Linked DNA regions of Homo sapiens: all the other regions are linked to region 2. Evidence: chromatin contacts called from ENCODE Hi-C or POLR2A ChIA-PET data. All regions are on one chromosome and are shown on one strand. Each heading gives the region's core, a stretch centred on a gene start or an enhancer-like site at or near the end of the contact. The rest is flanking DNA. Distances are from core to core; before and after follow the strand shown. Region 1 holds the start of SPATA24 (spermatogenesis associated 24). Region 2 holds the start of STING1 (stimulator of interferon response cGAMP interactor 1). Region 3 holds the start of SLC23A1 (solute carrier family 23 member 1).

Region 1 (3,462 bases), core at 879-3,378, 79 kb after region 2:
GTATTGTTCTAGGCCCTTTAACAGAGGTCGGCCGGGCACAGTGGCTCACGCCTATAATCCCAGCACTGTGGGAGGCTAAGGTTGGCCGATCACCTGAGGTCAGGAGTTCGAGACCAGCCTAGCCAACATGGTGAAGCCCCGTCTCTACAAAAATACAAAAAAATCACCTGGGTATGATAGCAGCTGCCTGTAATCCCAGCTACTGGGGAGGCTGAGTTGGGAGAATCGCTCAAACCTGGGAGGCAGAGGTTGCAGTGAGCCAAGATTGCTCCACTGCACTCCAGCCTGGGCGACAGAGCAAGACTCCATCTCAAAAAAAAAAGAAAAGAAAAAAAGAAAAAAAAAAGAGAACATGGTGAAACCCTATCTCTACTAAAAATACAAAAAATTAGCCGGGCATGGTGGCGGGCGCCTGTAGTCCCAGCTGTTCGGGAAGCTGAAGCAGGAGAATGGTGTGAACCCCGGTTGGGGCAGAGCTTGCAGTGAGCCAAGATCGCACCACTGCACTCCACCCTGGGCATCAGAGCAAGACTCCGTCTCAAAAAAAAAAAAAAAAAAAAAGAGAGAGAGGTCAGCAGAGATGGCCTTGTCTCCAAGTCCATGAAAATAAACGCAAGAAACAAAACAAGGGCTCCCGCTGAGAGAACCACAGGGATGGCCAAGTTTGTCAGGCCCCCCGGGGGGTTTTGGGGAGCGGCTTGAATGACTTACCCTGAGCTTTCTGCCTCCTTTCATAGTCACTGGTAACTTTTTTTCCAAACTCCTTGTTAGTATAGTCATTTCCTACTTGGGGGTATCAAATTCCATAACTTCCACCCATGACGTGCAACACAAATGCAGCACAACATCCTGGTTAAGAACATGAACTCCAGGCCCAGCGCGGTGGCTCATGCCTGTAATCCCAGCACTTTGGGAGGCCGAGGCAGGCGGATCACCTGAGGTCAGGAGTTCGAGACCAGCCTGGCCAACATGGTGAAACCCCGTATCTACTAAAAATAAGAAAATTAGCCAGGCGTGGTGGCGGGCGCCTGTAATCCCAGCTACTTGGGAGGCTGAGGCAGAAGAATCCCTTAAACCCGGAAGGTGAAGTTTGCAGTGAGCCGAGATCACGTCCCTGCACTCCAGCCTGGGCGACAGAGCGAGACTACATCTCAAAAAACAAACAAACAAAAACACGGACCCTGGAACCAAACTGCCCATAGCAGAACTCCGTTCCACAACTTACTAGAGTGACCTTGGGCAAGTTATTCATTCTCATTCTCATAGAGCCTAGGTAAAAAGGGGCTGATAGGAGTTCCATGAGGGTCACATGAAATAATATAAACATAACGGTGCCACGAAATAGTGAACACAATATATATTCGCTCTGATGTTCTCCAAACCTAATCTTATTTGGGTTTCCAAGAAAAAAAAAAAAGCCTTCAATAGAGACTTGGTGAGTGTGCGTAATCACCGTATCCTTCCCTGACTTCATTTTACTAAACTCTCCTCCTTCAAGCCCTCTTCAGTCCTCCTAATCTCTTCAGGGTCCTCCTCCTCGGGTGGTGGCACATGACTCTAGTGCAGACTCTAGTGCCCAGAGCCTGGTATCAGAGTATGAAGACTTTGATCTCAGGTGTAGCCATTCTCATTTTTTATCTTCGTCTATCTTCCGTGCTTAGGCTTAGGACCCCTAAGTACTAAGTGTGTTCCAGGAGGCTGGAATCTCATACAATGGAGGAAATTTGGAGATTAGGATAAAGATTTGGAGAAAGAGGCATGAGAAGCTAAAGATGCAGGAGTTGCCTATGCTGGCTCTTGCTTCGTGGTCATGCAGTTTAACAGGCCCTGGGTGAAGGCTGAGGGCTGCTGTTTTGAGTGTTGCCTGCTCGCAGGCAAGGAAAGTACAAGCCGGGCCCTGCCGGCTTCTCAGGACTGCGTGAGAAACAGAAGACGCAATAAAAGCGCAATTTCCTGTAAACTTAAATGCCTTAAGGGTTGTCAGCAGTTTCCCCGCTCCAGGCGGCTCCTTTAAGAGGCGGCCCCTCGCCCCGCTAACATAGGAAGTCCCCGCCCCCCGTTGCCAGGGTGCTCTGTGGCGTCGCATTCTCATTGGTGGGCGACGGCGAGGATCACCCCCGAGGCAGCCATTTCCAACTAGCTGGCGGGGGCGGAAGATGGCGACGCCCCTCGGGTGGTCGAAGGCGGGGTCAGGATCTGTGTGTCTCGCTTTAGATCAACTGCGGGACGTGATTGAGTCTCAGGAGGAACTAATCCACCAGCTGAGGAACGTGGTATGCAGCCAGAGGAGTTTGGGGAGAGGCGGGGCCGGATGCCTCACTGGTGGGGGCGGGGCCAGAACCTGTTCCGATGCGGGGGCCGTGGCTAGAACGCATGGCCCATGGCGTCATCAGGAGGAGGCCGGGCTCAGTCGGTAGGGGTGGAGCCAAAAAGGGGCGGACCTTCCTGAACCAGGGAATTTTAACTAAAATCAAGCCATATTCTCCCTTCCGTTTGCCTGGTTGCTGCAAGAGCTGGTAGAGAGTCCCTGAGCCTCAGTTTCCCCATTTTCAGTGGAGATGACGTCACTGAGTTCCCATGGCCCTCCTGTGCAGGCAGAGAAACTGTCATCCCTTCTATTATGGACACCATTCCCGAGAGTCAAAGGCAGTGCCGTGTTGAATGCAGTAAGCGCAGATTTGGCCCTTGCCAGCGCTAACTTAGGGGCCTCCAAGAACTTTACATGCCTTAGCTTTTGCCTTCTCAATCAAACCCCAGCTAATGGGTGCAAAGCATTGCAGTCACAGATTACCTGGGTAGGCATGATAGAATCCTGGCCATCTGGAGTTCATGGTTTTTCTGGTTTTGTTTTCCTGTCTTGATAAGAAGGTTAGGATGTATCTCCATCTCAGAAATAAAACTGGCTTCACATCTACTTCTCATTCTAAGTTGTTCTTAGACAATTTCTTCCCTTCTGGGAAGTTGAATGTGGGGGAAAGGGGAGAGAGACCTGTCCTATTTGCTACCCTAATGCTCTCATTCAACAAAATATATGGAGCTCTAGGCACTGAATTGCCTTTGATTCCCTGAAGGTACCCAGGTCTTCCTCTTGGCAGCTGACCTTGGCATGTGTGTCCCCACCATCCAGAGTGCTTTTCTCTCTATCCCTCTTCTGGCCCACCCTATATAGCAGTCAGATCTCAGGTCTAACATCCCCTTCTCCGGAAGTGATTCTGACCCTTCCCCAGGCTGGGTTGGGGCCTCCTCTGAGCCCCAGATCCCCTTATGTCTCCCCATCAAGGCACACAACATGTTAGAAGTGCTAACTGTGGACTGCCTCCTCCATGAGACTGGCTGCTCCTTGAGGGCAGCACTTAGAGCTGAGTCTCAGTTTATCTGTGGAACTGAATTCTCCCTTCCCAAGGCCTCAGTCTCATCCTAGGTACCACGAGCATCATCCTGTTATCCGCTTTTGGTCCTGGT
Region 2 (3,838 bases), core at 815-3,314:
TATACAAATTTATTTGATCAGAGTTTTATGTGTCACAGAGGCCTTCAGAATGAAGACCCAAAGACAGAGGGCAAATTGTCTATTTTTACGTTTAGGTTCATTAAAGTATGGACACCCTTGTTGAAATATAATTGGACAGAAAGGGTATGCTCTAATGCTAATAGAATGAGTGGGGAAACCCAGCCTCGCCCGTCTGTCTAGATTCTTCTTGGCCTCTCTGAGCGTGTGTTCCTTCTTTCTGAGTGTGGGGCAGGGCCCTCTCTGGAAGGGGGATTTTATAATCTACACTCAAACAATGTAGGTCAGACCTTCCCTTCCCTTCCCTTCCCTTCCCTTCCTTCCTTTCTCTCTCTCTCTTTTTCTTTCTTTCTTCTCTTTTTTTTTTTTTTGAGACGGAGTTTTGCTCTTGTCGCCCAGGCTGGAGTGCAATGGCACGATCTCGGCTCAGTGCAACCTCCGCCTCCCAGGTTCAAGCAGTTCTCCTGCCTCAGCCTCCCAAGAAGCTGGGATTACAGGCATGCGCCATCACGCCCAGCTAATTTTTTGTATTTTTAGTAGAGATGGGGTTTCTCCATGTTGGTCAGGATGGTCTTGAACTCCTGACCTCAGGTGATCTGCCTGCCTTGGCCTCCCAAATTGCTGGGATTATAGGAGTGAGCCACTGCACCCGGCCTTTTTTTTTTTTTTTTTTGAGATGGAGTTTGACTCTTGTTGCCGAGGCTGGAGTGCAGTGGCATGATCTCGGCTCACCGCAAGCTCCGCCTCCTGGGTTCAAGCGATTCTCCTGCCTCAGCCTCCTGAGTAGCTGGGATTATAGGCACCCGCCACCACGCCCAGCGAATTTTTTGTACTTTTAGTAGAGATGGGGTTTCACTATGTTGGCCAGGCTGGTCTCGAACTCCTGACCTCAAGTGATCCATTTGCCTTGGCCTCCCAAAGTGCGAGGATTACAAGGATGAGCCATTGCGCCTGGCCTATTTTTTTTTTTTTTTTTTTGAGATAGGGTATCACTCTGTCACTTAGGCTGGAGTGCAGTGGTGCCATCACAACTCACTGCAACCTCTACCTCCAGGGGTCAAGTGATGCTCCCACCTCAGCCTCCCAAGTAGCTGGGACTATAGGCGTGTTCCGTCATGCTTGGCTAATTTTTTTTTTTTTTTTTTGTAGAGATGGGATCTCCCTGTGTTGCTTAGGCTGGTCTCAAACTTCTGGGCTCAAGTGATCCTCCTGCCTTGGCCTCCCAAAGTGCTGGGATTACTGGAATGAAATCAAGGCACAGAGCAAGCTGGGCTTTGGAGCAACCCACCAGGCTTCAAGTCCCCACTCTCAATTACTTAAACCAGTTATTTCACCTCCCTGAGCCTCGGATTATCCATCTATAAAATGGGGCTAGAATTATACCTACCTGACAGGGTGGCTGGTGAAATGATATACAAGTGAAGTGATATATGCAACACTTGGCATAATGTCTGGAACAAGGTAAACACTTTATTATTATTATTATTATTATAATTTAGGTTGATGCATGGGGATTTTATAACCTACACTCAAACAATGTAGGTCAGATCATTTTTCTTTTCTTTTCTTTTCTTTTCTTTTGAGACAGTCTCGCTCTTGTTGCCCAGGCTGGAGTGCAGTGGCCTAATCTCTGCTCACTGCAACTTCCACCTCTCAGGTTCCAGCGATTCTCCTGCCTCAGCCTCCCAAGTAGCTAAGATTACAAGCGCCCACCACCACGCCTGGCTAATTTTTGTTTTTAGTAGAGATGGGGTTTCACCATGTTGCTCAGGCTGGTCTTGAACTCCTGACCTCAAGTGATCCACCCATCTCGGCCTCCCAAAGCGCTGGGATTACAGGCATGAGCCACTGTGCCAGGCCTGCAATTACTTTTGCTCCTACCTAATATCATCCCCACAACCGCCTTCTGGGCAGAAACCGGCAGGCTCTCTTGGAGAAGTCACAGGCGTGGCCATTTCCTGCAAAGAGCCAAACCCCCATTCCTCTGTGCCCCTCCTCTCCCACCAAGTGCTTTATAAAAATAGCTCTTGTTACCGGAAATAACTGTTCATTTTTCACTCCTCCCTCCTAGGTCACACTTTTCAGAAAAAGAATCTGCATCCTGGAAACCAGAAGAAAAATATGAGACGGGGAATCATCGTGTGATGTGTGTGCTGCCTTTGGCTGAGTGTGTGGAGTCCTGCTCAGGTGTTAGGTACAGTGTGTTTGATCGTGGTGGCTTGAGGGGAACCCGCTGTTCAGAGCTGTGACTGCGGTGAGTGTTTCTAAACACCCTTGGTTTGGGGGTAGCAAAGGGCAATGGAATGGAGGCTTTCTCAAACCTCACCCCTGACCCCAGGACTCAGGCCCAGCTCATCAGGGCTTTGAGGGAAGGTTCCTACCTCCCTTCCTGAGGAACAGGAAATACCCTCCTTCCCAGCACCAGTAAAGCTGCGGTTTGGAGAAACGCCAGGGCTAGAGTGTTGTGGAGAAACCAATCGTTGTTAACATCTCATTTTCAGGCTGCACTCAGAGAAGCTGCCCTTGGCTGCTCGTAGCGCCGGGCCTTCTCTCCTCGTCATCATCCAGAGCAGCCAGTGTCCGGGAGGCAGAAGGTAGGCTCAAGATCAGCCTGGCAGAACGCCAAACCTAGGGCCCCTGGCACCCAGAGGCGAGGGGGTGCCTGCTGGCTGCCCTGTCCCCACTCCCTGAGCTCTGTTTTCCACTTTGTTGACTAAGGTCCTCCCTGGGGTGGGTTCCGGGGACAGGGGAACCCAGGTCCCCAAGGGTTCTTGGTTGGGTACGGCTGCACAGGACAGCTTCAAGTCTGGGTCTGGGATAGTTGCTGCCTTCTTTCTTCACCACACCTGTGGTCTCCCTGGGTCTTGGTGGGGCGTGTATGTGCAGGCCCTGCTCTGTTTTCAGCAAACCTCGCTGAGACAGGAGCTTTGGGGTGACTTATTCCCAGCCTGCCTCCTAGAGGTGTCTCTAAGAGCAGCCTCTGGGAGTGGCTGGGCACCAGGGAAAGGGGAACTGGGAGGAAGTGCCCAGCCAGAGCCTCAGTCCCAGAAGGGCAGGAGGGCAAGGGGAGAATGGTCATGGATTTCTTGGTGCCCACAGATGCCCCACTCCAGCCTGCATCCATCCATCCCGTGTCCCAGGGGTCACGGGGCCCAGAAGGCAGCCTTGGTTCTGCTGAGTGCCTGCCTGGTGACCCTTTGGGGGCTAGGAGAGCCACCAGAGCACACTCTCCGGTACCTGGTGCTCCACCTAGCCTCCCTGCAGCTGGGACTGCTGTTAAACGGGGTCTGCAGCCTGGCTGAGGAGCTGCGCCACATCCACTCCAGGTGACTCACTGCAGTACCCAGGGACGGGGTATCCAACGTGTGTCACTCCCTTGATGCCTAGCCCTGCCCCTCCTTGAACCTCTCTGGCTGAGCTGGGCTGGGGGCTGGGGTCTGGGGTCTGGCTGTCACTCACAGGTACCGGGGCAGCTACTGGAGGACTGTGCGGGCCTGCCTGGGCTGCCCCCTCCGCCGTGGGGCCCTGTTGCTGCTGTCCATCTATTTCTACTACTCCCTCCCAAATGCGGTCGGCCCGCCCTTCACTTGGATGCTTGCCCTCCTGGGCCTCTCGCAGGCACTGAACATCCTCCTGGGCCTCAAGGTATGACACAGGGGGAGGTAGAAGCTCTGGCCAAGTGGTGGCTGTGGCTGGTGTGACCTGCCCTGAGCTGAGTACTGGGAGTGGGACTGGTTTAAAGGCTGGAGTCCATGGAGTAGAACCTATAATGTCCTGGAACAGTGGGTTTGGCAATGGCAAAAGAGGGATCAAGTCAGGA
Region 3 (3,806 bases), core at 390-2,889, 99 kb after region 2:
TTCCAGGACCTGCCTGAAGCCCCACCATCCGTGGCCTTCACTCAGGAGAGAAACCCTAGACACCAGGAGGAAAGTCAGGGCCCAAGAAACCCACTAAGCTTTCAGGACAGGGTGTGGAGCCGGGCACCCATGACGTGGACCTGTGTTTCTGTGGGGTGATTAGAGAGGCTGCATCAGCTCTGGGTGTGTGGGCCCCTTCATGCTACTGTGGATCTGGGACCGTGTTCTCCACCTTGTTCTCTATGCGTGTTGTGTGGTTTGGGTTGAATTGAGTGTCCATGGAGCCGTATCTGCAGGGGGTCGGGCTTGGTCTCCACAGCACCCTGGGGAGTTCTGGGAGGAGAAGTTGGAGAGAAAAGTGCTGGGGAGTTGCAGAGGCTTCAAACTGGTCCAGCAACTTTGGAAATTGGGAGCAGTAGCCAAGAGGGAGAGGAGAGGACAGGCGGACAGAGGAACAGTGTGGACACCGGCAGGCGGGCGGACTCAGTGCTGTGGCATGAAGCTGCTGCCCAGCTGGAGAGCGGTGCTGCCCCTTGGCCCTTCAGGCAGGGCCTGGCCATGGGCACAGCGACCCAGAAGTAGGTGGGCTCTAGAGTGCTGGGGCTGGGGCAGCCCAGAGGGGAACAGAATGGGGACCTCAGGCCCAGCCCTCACCAGCTGAGGAGCCTGAGTTCTTAGGGCCCCTCCCCATGTCCCCCTCTGCCATCTCAGGCCCTAGGGCCAGGCTGGGCTGGGCCTGCCAGGAGGGGAGACAGGCTGGGCATAGGACTGCCTTCCTGGGCTAGGTGATGGGCAGTCACACAGGGCTTGGTGCATAGAAAGGCCCCACGCTCCATCTAATGCTCCTGCTATCTTTAAATTCTTTATACTTTTGGAATAAAGGCCTCACATTCTTACTTTGCACTGGGTCCCAGAAATTATGTGGCTGGGAGGGGAAAGGGATCTGTGCCCTGACACAGAGTGCAGACCCGGCTGGGCCAGCCTAGGCAGCTCTGCCTGCAGAGGCCCATCTGCTGCCTGCCTCAGGGACCCTGAGGGGTGCAGGGTGGTGAGGGCAAGGCAGCTCAGACCAACCTGAATTTTAGGATTGGTTTCTGCAAACTTGCTATCTGCATGGCTTGGGTCAAATCACATCTACTGAATCTGTTTCCTTCGCTGTTAAAGGGGTTAATACCGCCCAGCACAGGGGTTACTTGGGACAGTGCAGATCCATGTTTCTTGGCACAAGGCCAAGGCCATTCCTCAATAACGAGAATGACTATGATGATGATGATAATGATGAACTAGTTATTAATCAGTGGGGAAGGGCCTCATACAGGGGGTTACATAATAAGTGCCTGTTTCCACTCCCTCTTTCTCCGCTCACCTGGGGCTTGGTAAACTTCTGGTCCTCACCCCCTCGACTCTGGCCCTCTCTTGGGAAACAAGAACAGGTCCAGCGCCCAGGCGCAGATGTGGGCAGGGAAGGGCACATGTGGCAGAGGCTTGGGTGGCTTTTACTGTCCTAGTGAGAGTTAATACATTACCTCTGCCCGGGCCCCCCTTTCGCAATCCAGAGCTGGGCATCTGGTTACAGATTTACTTCAAACAATGCCTGATATGTGGAGTAAAGTCCTCCTCCTTGGCCTTTGTCAAGTCATCCCCTCTTCTCCTCAGGAACTGCTCAAACCTGTGCCCCAAAGATGAGGGCCCAGGAGGACCTCGAGGGCCGGACACAGGTGCTGGGGGCTGGGGGTGGGGGCTAGGGGGGGCAGGGGGGGTGGGGGGCTGGAGGGCCTGTGCAGGCCTTCTTCCTGGAGGCCAGAGATAAACGTTCTGATGAACTTGATAAGAGTGACTGTCCCAAATTGAATGTGGCAACTGGGGGATGGGTGGAGGTGGGGGTGAAGGAGCCTGCAGCTTTGGGACTGGCTGACTCCAGGTTGGGGTTCAGGAGAGGCCTAATCTCCCGGCCAGTGACACCCCAAGGATCTCCAGGGGGCAGAGGTGGGACCGGATTGGACTTGTCCACAGTCTTGAGCCCTCTTGGCCCCCTCTCCTGTGGTCTCCAAGACTTCTGACTTAAGGGTCCACTTCCCTGGCTAAAATGGCAGGTCCTGAGGGCTCTAGAAGCTGGCACAGTAGACTCATCCCTGCGGGAAGCAATGCAAAGTGGGAGAAAACTGTGGCCAGGCCAAGTGGCACCCGGGTGGATGGACTGTTGGGGAGGGCGGGAACCCCGCTCTCAGTTGCTGACAAGCCACTTGGGCTGCCTGATTGATTCTGGGGCAGAATGGATTTTGCCTGTCCCCATCACTTCACCCTAAGCTACTTATCTCTGCTGCCTCCAGCATGAAACCACCAGGGACCCCTCGACCCCGCTACCCACAGAGCCTAAGTTTGACATGTTGTACAAGATCGAGGACGTGCCACCTTGGTACCTGTGCATCCTGCTGGGCTTCCAGGTGGGTCCCCCAGGGCCTCCCCGCCCTCACTCTGCACACTCCCCGGGGACTCCAGCCCCTCCCTGGCCAGCAGGGAGTATCTTGGGTAACAGGAAGAAAAACCTGAGGTCAGCACAGTGGCTGTCAGCAAGCAGGAGTCGGGAAGAGGCTGAATCCTGAAAGAAGATGAACTCCCTGGGGGAGTGTGACGCTTGCCAGGTGGGGTGTTGGTGACAGGGAGCAGAGCCGACTCCACGGAAGCCGCAGGAATATCTTGAGTGGAAATTAGTGACCCCCAGAGTGGTCAGCAGTAGCTCTCTGGGAATCCCTTGTGGGGACTGCCAGTCCTGGGCAGGCAGCCGGTTCCAGGCCCGCTGAGGCAGGCATGAGGACACTAGGTTGTCCCCTCTCCCTGGAGCTCTGGGGTCCTGCCTCATGCACTCTGCTGTCTCCCTCTGCCCAGCACTACCTGACATGCTTCAGTGGTACCATCGCCGTGCCCTTCCTGCTGGCTGAGGCGCTGTGTGTGGGCCACGACCAGCACATGGTTAGTCAGCTCATCGGCACCATCTTCACGTGCGTGGGCATCACCACTCTCATCCAGACCACCGTGGGCATCCGGTGAGCCGCCCAGCCCCCCAACCCGTCCCCCGCCACCCCTCCACTGTGATCCACACAGCAGGAGCAGGTGGGCTCCCAGAGGACACTGGTGAGACAAAAAAGCCGCTTTCTGCCTCCACCTGCTTCTCCTATCCCAGGCCAGCCTTAGAGCTGGGCAGCGTGGCCCCAACCCTGGGAATCTTGATCTAGGCACACTTCAAAGACCAGGCATCTGCAAGTTTAAGGGATTGTACCCTCGCTGGCTCTCCCCTCTTTTTTTTTTTTTTTTTTTTTTTTTGGAGACGGAGTTTTGCTCTTGTTGCCTAGGCTGGATTGCGGTGGCGTGATCTCGGCTCACCACAACCACCACCTCCCGGGTTCAAGCGATTCTCCCGCGTTCAAGCGATTCTCCCACCTTAGCCTCCTGAGTAGCTGGGATTACAGGCATGCGCCACCATGCCCGGCTAATTTTGTATTTGTATCTGCCCACCTTGGCCTCCCAAAGTGCTGGGATTACAGGCGTGAGCCACCAAGCCTAGCCGGCTCTCCCCTCTTAAACCCCATTCTGAATATTGCCCAGATGGCAGCCCTGAGCTAGCTCCCAGGGTTGGTGCCAGCCTCTTCGACAGCCCACCCTCCCAGGGCCCCACGCTCCCGAGTGCACAGCCCTAGGCCTGGGTGGCATTTGAGCTGTTTGAGCAGCGGGGGACAGGGGAAGATTGTGAGAGAAACCTGGATGCGGGAACTGAGGTGTCCACTTCCGGGCAGGTGCCCCCTCCTCAC

Evidence for each region. Hi-C counts contacts between places; a loop is a spot of excess contacts on that map. ChIA-PET counts read pairs that join two places held with the same protein, here RNA polymerase II (POLR2A). Pooled maps may share reads with other maps.
Region 1: a loop to region 2 is called in a map of CD8-positive, alpha-beta T cell, with 10 times the contacts of the local background. The contact joins the promoter of SPATA24 here to the promoter of STING1 in region 2. A Hi-C loop is called at or near these places in 4 of 168 maps with a recorded cell type or tissue (CD4-positive, alpha-beta memory T cell, CD8-positive, alpha-beta T cell, breast epithelium and 1 more) and 10 of 50 pooled maps. POLR2A ChIA-PET finds 5 or more read pairs at or near these places in 19 of 52 experiments (AG04450, CD4-positive, alpha-beta T cell, CD4-positive, alpha-beta memory T cell and 12 more).
Region 3: a loop to region 2 is called in a pooled map, with 2.1 times the contacts of the local background. The contact joins the promoter of SLC23A1 here to the promoter of STING1 in region 2. A Hi-C loop is called at or near these places in 4 of 50 pooled maps. POLR2A ChIA-PET finds 5 or more read pairs at or near these places in 8 of 52 experiments (CD8-positive, alpha-beta T cell, H1, PC-9 and 4 more).

Annotation. Positions count from the first base shown.
Region 1 is chr5:139,402,755-139,406,216 of GRCh38, reverse strand. It overlaps SPATA24 (spermatogenesis associated 24), which reads left to right and starts at 2,128. Exons shown (of 6, transcript NM_194296.2): 1 at 2,128-2,273. The coding sequence starts at 2,157. RefSeq lists enhancers at 1,618-2,190, 2,136-2,365, 2,191-2,764.
Region 2 is chr5:139,480,984-139,484,821 of GRCh38, reverse strand. It overlaps STING1 (stimulator of interferon response cGAMP interactor 1), which reads left to right and starts at 2,064. Exons shown (of 8, transcript NM_198282.4): 1 at 2,064-2,272; 2 at 2,520-2,612; 3 at 3,118-3,344; 4 at 3,480-3,663. The coding sequence starts at 3,118. It also overlaps the pseudogene LOC101059986. RefSeq lists enhancers at 1-39, 1,892-2,011, 2,022-2,151, 2,672-2,901 and a silencer at 3,504-3,798.
Region 3 is chr5:139,381,130-139,384,935 of GRCh38, reverse strand. It overlaps SLC23A1 (solute carrier family 23 member 1), which reads left to right and starts at 1,639. Exons shown (of 15, transcript NM_005847.5): 1 at 1,639-1,718; 2 at 2,331-2,444; 3 at 2,887-3,044. The coding sequence starts at 1,683. RefSeq lists enhancers at 219-388, 769-938, 959-1,028, 2,629-2,678, 3,154-3,806 and a silencer at 2,279-2,338.